4 separate regions of the Homo sapiens genome follow, and regions 2, 3 and 4 are each linked to region 1. The links are chromatin contacts, found by Hi-C or POLR2A ChIA-PET in ENCODE. All regions are on one chromosome and are shown on one strand. The core of a region is the stretch at or near the end of the contact, and the rest is flanking DNA. Distances in the headings are between cores, read along the strand shown.

The links. A loop is a pair of places that touch in the nucleus more often than their neighbours do. ChIA-PET counts read pairs that join two places held with the same protein, here RNA polymerase II (POLR2A). Pooled maps may share reads with other maps.
Region 2: a loop to region 1 is called in a pooled map, with 5 times the contacts of the local background. The contact joins the promoter of SF3B2 here to the promoter of RBM4B in region 1. A Hi-C loop is called at or near these places in 2 of 50 pooled maps. POLR2A ChIA-PET finds 5 or more read pairs at or near these places in 2 of 52 experiments (A673 and activated T-cell).
Region 3: a loop to region 1 is called in a pooled map, with 4 times the contacts of the local background. The contact joins the promoter of RPS6KB2 here to the promoter of RBM4B in region 1. A Hi-C loop is called at or near these places in 1 of 50 pooled maps. POLR2A ChIA-PET finds 5 or more read pairs at or near these places in 3 of 52 experiments (A673, AG04449 and activated CD4-positive, alpha-beta T cell).
Region 4: a pooled map shows a loop between it and region 1 (8-fold over the local background). The contact joins the promoter of CDK2AP2 here to the promoter of RBM4B in region 1. A Hi-C loop is called at or near these places in 7 of 50 pooled maps. POLR2A ChIA-PET finds 5 or more read pairs at or near these places in 3 of 52 experiments (Caco-2, WTC11 and activated T-cell).

What each region holds. Positions count from the first base shown.
Region 1 is chr11:66,676,602-66,679,301 of GRCh38, reverse strand. RBM4B (RNA binding motif protein 4B) reads left to right here and starts at 1,415. Exons shown (of 4, transcript NM_031492.4): 1 at 1,415-1,538; 2 at 2,211-2,634. The coding sequence starts at 2,223. RefSeq lists silencers at 1,213-1,492, 1,693-1,802.
Region 2 is chr11:66,050,941-66,053,640 of GRCh38, reverse strand. It overlaps SF3B2 (splicing factor 3b subunit 2), which reads right to left and starts at 1,277. Exons shown (of 22, transcript NM_006842.3): 1 at 1,124-1,277; 2 at 922-968; 3 at 537-614. The coding sequence starts at 1,256. SNORD13F (small nucleolar RNA, C/D box 13F) reads right to left here and starts at 497; the gene lies at 413-497. RefSeq lists enhancers at 1,070-1,239, 1,860-1,909, 1,728-2,279 and a silencer at 1,450-1,659.
Region 3 is chr11:67,427,044-67,429,743 of GRCh38, reverse strand. RPS6KB2 (ribosomal protein S6 kinase B2) reads right to left here and starts at 1,250. Exons shown (of 15, transcript NM_003952.3): 1 at 1,121-1,250; 2 at 722-762; 3 at 504-624; 4 at 149-217. The coding sequence starts at 1,198. RefSeq lists enhancers at 5-772, 1,207-1,456, 773-1,540, 1,557-1,706.
Region 4 is chr11:67,506,862-67,509,561 of GRCh38, reverse strand. It overlaps CDK2AP2 (cyclin dependent kinase 2 associated protein 2), which reads left to right and starts at 1,400. Exons shown (of 4, transcript NM_005851.5): 1 at 1,400-1,561; 2 at 1,873-1,970; 3 at 2,065-2,197; 4 at 2,550-2,700. The coding sequence starts at 1,480. The coding sequence ends at 2,617. RefSeq lists silencers at 868-1,117, 1,428-1,527.

The DNA.
Region 1 (2,700 bases), core at 166-2,665:
AAAATTAAACAAAAAATAAAAATAAAATAAAATTGGAAGGACAGTGCCTCTTCTGAAATGGCTGAGAAACAAAAAGAACTCAGGTAAAGAACATATCCAAGTAGCTGGGGTGGAAGAGGGCAGCCTGGGGAATGTGTCCCAGATGGTATCAGAGAAGCCATTATGGAGCCACTAAAATGAGGAATGGTGGCTGACAACCTCCCTGGCGGGCTCTACTAGGAGATAAACCCAATCCATCAATCTCCATAAAAGGCTACTCTTTGCTGGAAGGTGACAGTGGGGAATCAGCCTAAACTTCTTTTTTTTTTTTTTTTGAGACCGAGTCTTGCTCTGTCACCCAGGCTGGAGTGCAGTGACGCCATCTCGGCTCACTGCAACCTCCGCCTCCCGGGTTCCAACGATTCTCCTGCCTCAGCCTCCCGAGTAGTTGGGATTACAGGCGCCCGCCACCACGCCGGGCTATTTTTTGTATTTTTAGTAGACACGGGGTTTCACCATGTTGGCCAAGCTGGTGTCGAACTCCTGAACTCGTGATCCGCCCGCCTTGGCCTCCCAAAGTGCTGGGATTATAGGCGTGAGCCGCCGCACCTGGCACGCCTAAGCTTGTTTTTACCGCCAGGAGGTGCCCTTGGACCACAGCTGAATTTTGAATGCTAGACAGTCGGGAAACTCAGTTGCCTAGACTTCCAGCTTGGTGTGTACGAGGAGACCCTGTCCCACCCAGAACTAGGGACCTCGCTGGGCCTCTCCACCAAGTATTCCTCTGGCGTGCTCACCACAGACCAGGACTGTGATGGACACACAATGAGTGAGAGAGAATCAGACCACGGATACTCACGAGCAAACAAAACATGACTAAGCGTAGCCTGGGTAGCAATGCCTCTTAGGCCTGTCCCAGTTCTGCCAGGTTATCTTTCTGCCCCTTGGTTCTCAGTTTCCGTAGCAATAAATAACACCTCTGCAATGACAAACTTTAAAATAATGTTTAAAGCGCTACAAAACAATGACTAGTTTTGCTTAAAATGTGGCGCACCTGTATTTTTGAAATGTTGCCCCAAGCTGCCACAGAAGCCGGCCAGCCCGCTACAAAAGCCCCTTTTTAGGGCCCTCGGGGAGATTCCTCTGTCATTAGCTCCCCGCCCCCCTCAAAGGGCCCAAGAGCAGGACCCATTGTGGTGAGCGACTCCCCAAGGCCTCCGCTTTTCTAGGCAGTGGTTGCGTTCAGAGCCCCTCTGACGCAGCAGTGGCGACCCTTTCCAGGGTGGTGACTGGCTGGCTGGGGCTGGGGGTGGGCTGACCTCCGCGGCGCCGCGCCACCACCAACAGGCCCCGCCCCCGTGCTGCGTGGTCATTTGTATGCAGCCTCGGGATTGGTCACTCGGCTCCCGCGAGGGGAAGGGGAGGGAAGCAGCGCGCACTCGCGCGTGCGTGAGCTGGCGCGCGAGAAAGGGCCCGGTCGCGTCCAGGCTCGAGCGGCCGTCGCCATTTTGTAAGGTTCTCTCTGACGTGGGAGCCGCCGTCGCTGCCGCCACCCGGAGGTGCGAGGGGGTCGTGTGTGTGTGATGTGGGGAGCTCGGGGGCGGGTCGGGCCGGGCCTCCGGCAGACTGCACGGCCCGGATTTGGGTTTCTCATTTTGCAGCGGGAGGTCTGGGAAGACAACGGGAGGAGGCGGGGCCGGGTCTCCGGAAGGAGGCGGGGCAGGGGTCGGGTCGAGTCTTTGTTGGGGCGAAGAAGCTGGAGGGTGGGCCGCTGGGGGCGAGGTGGTTGGTCCCCGGTTTGGGGGAAAGGGGACTTTTTTCTTTTTAGAGTATCTTGAAAGGCGCTAGTGCGCGCAGGAGAGGTACACAGATTTCCCTCCAAAACCTTGTTACCAGGCGCACTGCGATTGATGCCCCTTGCCTTTGCTTGGGCTTTTCTCTTCCCTCATTTTAAGACATGAAGCAGCTAATTCTGGTATTTCATTGCGCTCCACTTCACGGAGATGATAGACTGGGCTATGCATGCTGACCCTCGACCTCCTGTTTGCATGTCACGCATAGCTCGCACTTCTCGAGAACAAACCGCCCTTCTTCTATTGAGGAAGAATAATGAATGTCTGTACGAGGGTCTTGAAGGTGCAAGAACTTTGGAGGATTAGACGAAAATGCTGCAGTGCACCGAAATTTCCCACCACACCCCTGACTTTTGAAGTCTTGTGTTTCTCTCCCAGGCTCTTGTCAGGATGGTGAAGCTGTTCATCGGAAACCTTCCCCGGGAGGCTACAGAGCAGGAGATTCGCTCACTCTTCGAGCAGTATGGGAAGGTGCTGGAATGTGACATCATTAAGAATTACGGCTTTGTGCACATAGAAGACAAGACGGCAGCTGAGGATGCCATACGCAACCTGCACCATTACAAGCTTCATGGGGTGAACATCAACGTGGAAGCCAGCAAGAATAAGAGCAAAGCTTCAACCAAGTTACACGTGGGTAACATCAGCCCCACTTGTACCAACCAAGAGCTTCGAGCCAAGTTTGAGGAGTATGGTCCGGTCATCGAATGTGACATCGTGAAAGATTATGCCTTCGTACACATGGAGCGGGCAGAGGATGCAGTGGAGGCCATCAGGGGCCTTGACAACACAGAGTTTCAAGGTGAACTGCTCTGGGCCTGGGTAGTAGCGCCGAGTGGGGTCTAGCTCAAAACAGGCAAGAACACAA
Region 2 (2,700 bases), core at 28-2,527, 630 kb after region 1:
GAGTACAGTGGCGCAACCAGAGCTCACTGCAGCCTCCAACCCCAGGGCTCCAGCAATCCTTGAGCCTCTTTATAGGGACTTTATAGGCGCGTGCCACCGTGCCCAGCTAATTTTTAAAATTTTTTGTAGTAACAGAGTCTCACTATGTTGCCCAGGCTGGTCTCGAACTCCTGGCTTCAAGCGATCGTCCCATCTAAGCATCCCGAAGTGGTGGGATTACAGGCATGCGCCACTGCACCCGGCCACAAGCTGCTTTTGGAGAAGCAGACAGTGGAAAAGGAGGCAAGTGTCAGCATCAAAGAGAGAACTGAAGAGCTCACAATTCTGTCATGGCAGTACCTCCCTGCCCAACAACTGCAAGTGAGAGGAAGGGCTACCCTGAACATATGGAATCTTTTTTTTTCCCCACTCAGGTCAGGCGAGTAATGTGCAAGGGTGTCACATCTCACACATGCACGTGAACACCCAATCATCATGCTCATGAACTACAAAAGGATCAGCAGATGGAATCTTAAAAAACAGAAGAATCTCCCTACCTGTGCCGACATGGGAGGTGGAGCGGCTTTGTCCCCATCTTCCCCTCTCAAAACCGGCCGATTCAGCACGATGCCAGTCTGCAAAAGAGAAAGGACTCTAGGTCAGTCCAAAACTAGCTGTTTCACTAAACGACGTTCGCTCCCAATTCATTCAACAAAACGTACCCAGTGCCTGTCTGCCAGCGCTCTGGCTGGGCACTGAAGAGGACCAAGATGGATACAAGAAATTACAACTAAGCTGGCAAAGGCAAGAACAAGCTAAAAAGGGCAAGCCTCCGCCTTGCTGTGCCGAGATAAAGAAAGAATGAAGACCGAGCCGTGATGGGGTATATAAGGTCTCCTGGAGAAGCTCGGCCTATCCTGACGTCCCGCCGCCAACACCTACCTGGCGGGTGTAGCTCTGCAGCCGCTCCACCAGCTCCTCGCGATTACCTGCAGGGCAAAGTACACGATCAATGGGGCAGGCCAGCCCGGCCAGGTCAGGCCCCAGCGGCCTGCCTCCGCCCCTCGCACCCGAGTCTCCCGGGTAACCAGGCTCCGCTTCTCCGCAGGCCCGTAAAGGCCCCTCGACTTCCTGTGTTCCTCACCCTGGATCGGAGCTCCGATCTCTGCCAACTTGGCCTGAAGCTCCTGGGCAGCCCAGGCGCCATAGTGGCCTGGAGGTGGCGGCGGCGGCAGCTGCAATTCTGCTTTGGGAGGCTCGGGATGCTCCGTCGCCATCTTAGCCGCAGGAAGGCGCGCGACCAACCCGGAAGCTGGGGCCAGCCTCAGGGCCCACTTGCCGGAACTTCCGGTGGCGCCGTATGCCACGTCCTCTCTGGTTGGGAGGCGACGCGCACTCAGGCACACCCGCTGCCGTGCGCTGGGCGACGGGATTCGCCGCAGACGCACCTTTCTCTAGTGGCCCCTCGGCGGTCTGGTCGCGAGGCCTCCTGGGAGTTGTAGTGCGCAGGTCTCGGTCTCTGCGGGCCCTGCGCGCCGCTACGGCCCCGAAGGCCGGCGGCGGGCCGGAGGGCGGGGCTGCGAGGAGGGCTGGCACTTCCCCGAGGGAGTGTTTTCTGCGCCTCACCTGCGGGAGCGAAGGCTCTCAAGCTTTCCGGCCCGGCCCTCCGGTCAGATCCTCGAACGCTTACGCTCCCAGGGAGTCCCGAGAGACTCATTTCCCCGGCGGCCCCGCGTTGCGGGCGCCAAGCGGGAGGCTGGAGCCGATGCCTGGGATAAAACAGTGTCTGATTGTCTGCCCGCCCACCCCCGGCCCAGGCCCGGATGAATGGGCTGAAAGGGGATCCAAGCCGGGAGAGCAGCAGGCCTGCCCGGGCTGAGCTCCAGCTGCCGACCTGGGGGAAGGGCGACTCTAAAGCCCCCTTTTCCACCTTCCAGGCCGGCTCAAATGTCGTCTTCTCCACTAAGCCTCCTCCCGCTTTCCTTTCCTTTCTTAGAGCTCCCATAATACGTTCGAATCTCCACCGTTTGTTAAGTCTTTCTTGCCCTTTCTTCCTACCTCTATCCCAAAAATGTGAGCAGGGACTTGATCATTTTCAGTCTCGCATCGCCTGGCGTTCAAGAGGCGCCCAATAAATGATTACTGGAAAAAAAGGAACAATGTTTCTGGTGAAAGCATTTGTGTCTTTTTTAGTCTCAAAAATAAACTCAGGCCCTTTTCCCTCAGCCGCACCTGCACTGGGGGCCCCACCTTGCCTCCCACTCCCCACCCCAACTCCCCTTGGCCTTTGGAGACAGAGGCAGAGACTGGCAGGGATTCTTGCCTGCCTAGCATCCACCTCTCCCTGTCCCACACCATCAATTCAGTTTCTCTCCCCACCTCTGCCACTAGCTCTGCCCTCTCACCAACAGCTAGCCTGTGTGTGTTTTTTATGTGTGTTGAGAAAGGGAGTGGGGAGACTCAAGTGAAATGGTCTCATTTTCCCCCTACACATCCCCTTCAGATCTTTTCTCCAGCTCCATTTTGCCAACTGCCCCCAGTGGAGAAGAAGCTGGGAACAGGGAAAAAAAAAGAATGGGGCACCAGGTCGGGGGAAGGTGAGGTTTGGGAGAGACAGGGAAAAGGACTGGGTTGAGAAAGGTTGGCTCACATCCTAGCACTGGGTGGGAAGTCCTCTTCCTCCTACCCAAACCTTGACCTTTCCCCTTTCCATCAATATCA
Region 3 (2,700 bases), core at 1-2,500, 750 kb before region 1:
ACAATACACATCACAACAGACAATAAACCAGCAAACGCCAAAGTCAGGGATCCTCCTCCACTGTGTTCCCTGCTGTCTTCCCAAAGCCTGGTACAGCATGTTGGGAATGGCAGCCACACAGTATTCGTTGGCTGAACGAGTGACTCACCTTCCTTAGGACTTTCATGGCATATATTTTGCCCAAGTTGGTGCCTTGCACCTTTCGCACCTGGAACACCTGTAGGGCAGGGGAGACAGGATCAACTTCCCTCTCCACATCCTATCTTCAAGAAGCCCCACCCTGAAGCTCTGGCTTTGGGATCAGGAGGCCTAGGCCCTGCCAAGGGTGGGGCAGTGAAGATTTCAAGTCCGATTGGAGAGGATTTGGCCTTCCCTCCTTTATGTTTCTGGCTCTGAATCCCATTAGAGGCCCTGCTGATTCACAAGTCTAATTTGTTTTGAGAACCCTTTGCTGCCTCCAGATGGAGGCTGTGAGGCCAGGAGGAGGGTGCGCCCGCCCCTACCTTGCCATAGCCCCCCTTGCCCAGCACACGCAGCAGCTCAAAGCAGTGGGGCCCGATGCGCTCTGGGCCAACGTTCACGCTGGTCTCAGTCAGCTCCACCTCTTCATAGTGTCCCACAGGCCTACGGACACAAGGAGTTAATGAGGACAAGGCTCCAGTGCTCCCCAGTTCCCCTTCCCCACTCCATTCCCCCCTCCCCCAACACGACCCTCACTCACTCTAGGCCAGCTGCCCTCAACTCGGCAAGGGGACATGCGTCCTGTGAGAAACCGAGGGGTAAGAGCCAAGGAAGGTGCCAGGATACCTCCCCGCTCCCGTTCAGGTTGGACTGCGTGGCCCAGGAGAGAAGGGTGTCAGGGATGGCAGCTAGTAGGGGATGGGTAAGAATTGGGAAGAAACCGAAGGCAGGAAAGGGAGAATCGGGAGAAAAGGCTGGGGTTCTGGAAGAGAGGTCGGGGTGAGGGTGGGATCAGAACTTAATAGAGACCGGGATCTGAGAAGGATCTGGGTCTGCAAAGAGTCGGAGCCCGCTCTGGGCGTGCGGAGCCGCCGCTCCGGCCTCGGCTGGGTGACAGGATCGGCTCCAGGATCCAGTCGCGCCAGGGCAGGGCACTCACCGCGGGGCTGAGCTCTGGCTCGCCCTCGCCCTCGCTGCCTTCCTCCGTCTCCAAATCCAAATCAAACACGGCCGCCATGGCGGCGCCGGCCCCGCGGGCCCGTCGGCCCGTACCTGGCCGCGCACTGACTGACAGTCCCGGACCTAAACATCATCTCTCCGCGACGGCAGCTGCGCGCGCCGGTGACGCAAGGGATCTTACTCCCCCTCCGGAAAATCGCTTAGCCTGGTGGGGAACAAAGATGGCTTCCGTCGCAAGGCCTCTCGGGAATTGTAGTCCTAGAGTGGCGAGGCGCCTAGCCTTCAGCCTGCAGAATCCTTTCCGCAGGACCCTCGGTCTTCCCAGCAAGGCTTTCTGGGAGCCCGTTTTGGTTCTACGGTGTTTTGAGTTTGGATGGAGCAGGGTCGGAAGTGTATGCAGGTGTGAATGTAAATGCAATCCCCAGCCCTGTTGGAGACGGGTACTGCCAGGCCGGCTGCGTGATGAAAGGCAGGTCGCGTTGCTTTCGGTTCACTCCAGAAAGGGAGGCGGCTGCATCAGGGTCTCCTCAAAGTGCCTCTGGCTCGAGGACCCTGCAAATCGGAGCATTTACTGAGTGGCCAGCTCACTGCCAGGCTATGTTGCCAGGTTCCCGCCTTAAATAGGGTTTTGGGGGTCAGTGATAGACCTGTAAATATGGGATTTTGTTGGCGTTTACTCCCTTCTTAATTTAAGCACATTTAGGCACCTGGTACAGAATAGACACTTCAAAAAACGTTGTTGAGGCCGGACACGATGCCTCACGCCTGTAATCGTAGCACTTTGGGAAGCCAAGTTGGGAGGATCACTTGAGGCCAGGAGTTCAAGGTTACAGTGAGCTATGATGGTGCCACTGCACTCCAGGCTGGGTGACACAGTGAGATCCTGTCTCAAAAAAACAAACAGGCCGGAGGCGGTGGCTCACACCTGTAATCTCAACACTTTCGGAGGCCGAGGTGGGTGGATCACTTGAGGTCAGAAGTTGGAGACCAGCCTGGCCAACATGATGAAACTCTGCCTCTACTATAAATACAAAAAATTAGACGGGTGTGGTGGCGCGCACCTGTACTCCCAGATACTCGGGAGGTTGAGGCAGGAGAATCGCTTGAACTCGGGCGATAGAGGTTGCAGTGAGCCAAGATTGCACCACTGCGCTCCAGGCTGGGCGGCAGAGTGAGACCAAGTCTCAAACAGATAAAACCCGAAAACCTGGCTGGTCACGGTGGCTCACACCTGTAATCCCAGCACTTTGGGAGGCCGAGCCAGGCGGATCACCTGAGGTCGGGAGTTCAGGACCAGCCTGACCAACATGGAGAAACCCCGTCTCTACTAAAAACACAAAATTAGCTGGGCATGGTGGTGCATGCTTGTAATCCCAGCTACTCGGGAAGGCTGAGGCAGGCGAATCACTTGAACCTGGGAAGCGGAGGTTGCGGTGAGCCAAGATCATGCCATTGTACTCCAGCCTGGGCAACAAGAGCGAGACTCCATCTTAAAAAAAAAAAAAAAAAAAAAAAAAAAAAAAAAAAAAACTTTATGGTTTTTTTTTCTTTGTTTTGTTT
Region 4 (2,700 bases), core at 151-2,650, 830 kb before region 1:
GCCCGCCACCACACCGCTAATTTTTGTATTTTTAGTAGAGATGGGGGTTTCACCATGTTGGCCAGGCTAGTCTCGAACTCCTGACCTCGTGATCCGCCCGCCTCGGCCTCCCAAAGTGCTGGGATTACAGGCGTGAGCCACCGCGCTCAGCCAGAACATGCTTGTTGGATGAATGAATGAATGAATGAATGAATGACTGTCCTAGAGATGAAGATCTACAAAGCTGGGAGCATGAAGATACACAAGGCCAGAGAAGTTTGAGTTTGGAGAAGGAGCCTGGGAGAAAGGGTTAGGGAGTGGAGGAGGGTCTGAGGTCTAACTCTGTGGGGAGTGAGACTTGAGGGGAGGGGTCTGAGTGGTGGAGTGGAAAGGTATGGGGGCCCTGTGGGACAGGAAGGCGGAGAATGAAACAACAAGCACTTTATGACTATTCATTTAATCCACACAACCCAATGAGATCGTCATTTTCCCCATTTTACGGATGGGGAAACTGAGGCATACTGAGGTGAGAAACTTGCCTGGGGGAAATCGCTAGTGGGGGTGGTGCTGAGATTTGAACCCAGACGGTTGGCTCCAGTCGGTGCTCTTGACCAGTTTGGTCCGGGGCCCGGCACGCAAGTAATCCCGAAGGTTTGCCCTACGGCCATTGTCACTAACTTAGGCAGCAGCGCGGGGCCTTGGGGGTGCGGGTAAAGGGGTCTTTGAGGTCGCCCTTAGACCTGAGGACGAGCCAAGCCGCAGGAAGAACGGTACGTGGCGGCATCCATGAGGGGCCTGTTGCCATGGGAACAAACGCAGGCCTCGGGCGGGCGCATGCGCAGATCGGGGAGCGGGTGTTGAACCGGTGAAAGGTGACGTAAAAGCGCACGGGGTGGGGCGCAGGGCTCGGGACGTCAAAGCCCTGCGTCCTTCGGCCCCCAGAGCGGAGAAGCGCGCAAGGCACCGGTGGCAGCGGCGACGGCAGCTGCGACAGCAACCCCTGCTGGGCCGAAACTGGGCAGAGCGGAGCAGACGTCTGAAGCAGCGCGAGTGAGGCGCGAGGGTAGCGCCCGCGCCCGGGAAGACCCCTCGGCGCGAACCGGCAGCCCAGCCCCGGGTCCCGGTTCCCAAGGCCCCGCCTCTAGGGCCTGGGGACTAATCGGATTGAGAGCGCGCCGGCCCGGGCCGCGAACTCGCCAATTGCGGAGGGCGGTGGCCACCGCCCAATCCGGAGCAGACAGGTGCGAGGTCCGGAAGGCGGAGGCCAATCGGCGGCGGTTGCGACCTGCTGGGGCAGGTCTCGGCCAATAAGGAGGCTCGAGTGACATCTTCGCGCACCAATCGGGAGTGAGGGAGCATTCGTGCCCGCTCGCCCTTCCGGCCAGACCTCTATTTACCAGGGGCGTGCAGCCCGCTTGCCAATCAGAGCGCGGCTGAGCGGCCCCGCAGCCAACCCCCGAGGAGCGGCCGGCTGGCGTCCGCCGCGCCCAGGAGTTGGGGATGTCCTACAAACCCATCGCCCCTGCTCCCAGCAGCACCCCTGGCTCCAGCACCCCTGGGCCGGGCACCCCGGTCCCTACAGGTGAGGATCCAGCTCCACCCCTGCTCGCCTGCCGGGCGGTCGAGGTCTCGAAGAGAAGACGGCCTGAGTTCTGCAATACTGGGCCTGCCGCCTACCCTCGCTGAGCCTCAGTTTGCTGGCCTGTGAAGTGGGCGTGGTCACGTAAGGGCTTGTAGGTGGAGCGCAGTGGGAGGGATTTGTCCCTGAAGTTGATCAGCATGGAATGAAGCATCCTTTGGAGGGAATCGGGCGAACCCGGTCCTGGGCTTGGAAAAGCTGGGAGGCGGCGTCCCTGCCCCGCGCTGACCTCTTACTCGCGCCTGTTGCTGCAGGAAGCGTCCCGTCGCCGTCGGGCTCAGTGCCAGGAGCCGGCGCTCCTTTCAGACCGCTGTTTAACGACTTTGGACCGCCTTCCATGGGCTACGTGCAGGTGAGTGGGGCCAAAGCCTTGCTTATGGATGCGGACTGGAGTCCCCCTCCCCGCCAGGTGCCTGAGCTCACTGCCCTGTTCTCTTTTGACATAGGCGATGAAGCCACCCGGCGCCCAGGGCTCCCAGAGCACCTACACGGACCTGCTGTCAGTCATAGAGGAGATGGGCAAAGAGATCCGGCCTACCTATGCTGGCAGCAAGAGCGCCATGGAGCGCCTGAAGAGAGGTAAGTGAGGCCAGGCCGCCCTGCTCAGGAAACCGACACTGGACTATCCTTCATGAGGGAAGGAAGGACATCTGGAGGCCACCTGAGCCAAGCCTAGAGGATGTCCAGTATTACTACCAGAGAGGTGTTTTGAATCGAATTGAAATTGAGTCCATTTCCAGGGAAGAGCATGGGAATTTGTATTTCAACAGGGCAACCTTGAGGATTAACCAAACCTCTAATTTCATCTAGCCGTCATTAGATTTGAATTTCTTTTGCCGAAAGTGGAAAGGGAGTGGGGAGGCAGGGGTCCTCCTCTGGAGGGCAGTGGGTGGGGCTGTGGAGGGTTGCTGAGACCCCACCCCACCCCCAGGTATCATCCATGCCCGGGCCCTAGTCAGAGAGTGCCTGGCAGAGACAGAGCGGAACGCCCGCACGTAACAGGAAGCGCCTCGGCCTCAGCGTCTGGACCTATCCGGCCACTGCAGAGCACCCGCTTCTCCCTGGCCTTCATCCCGAGTTGC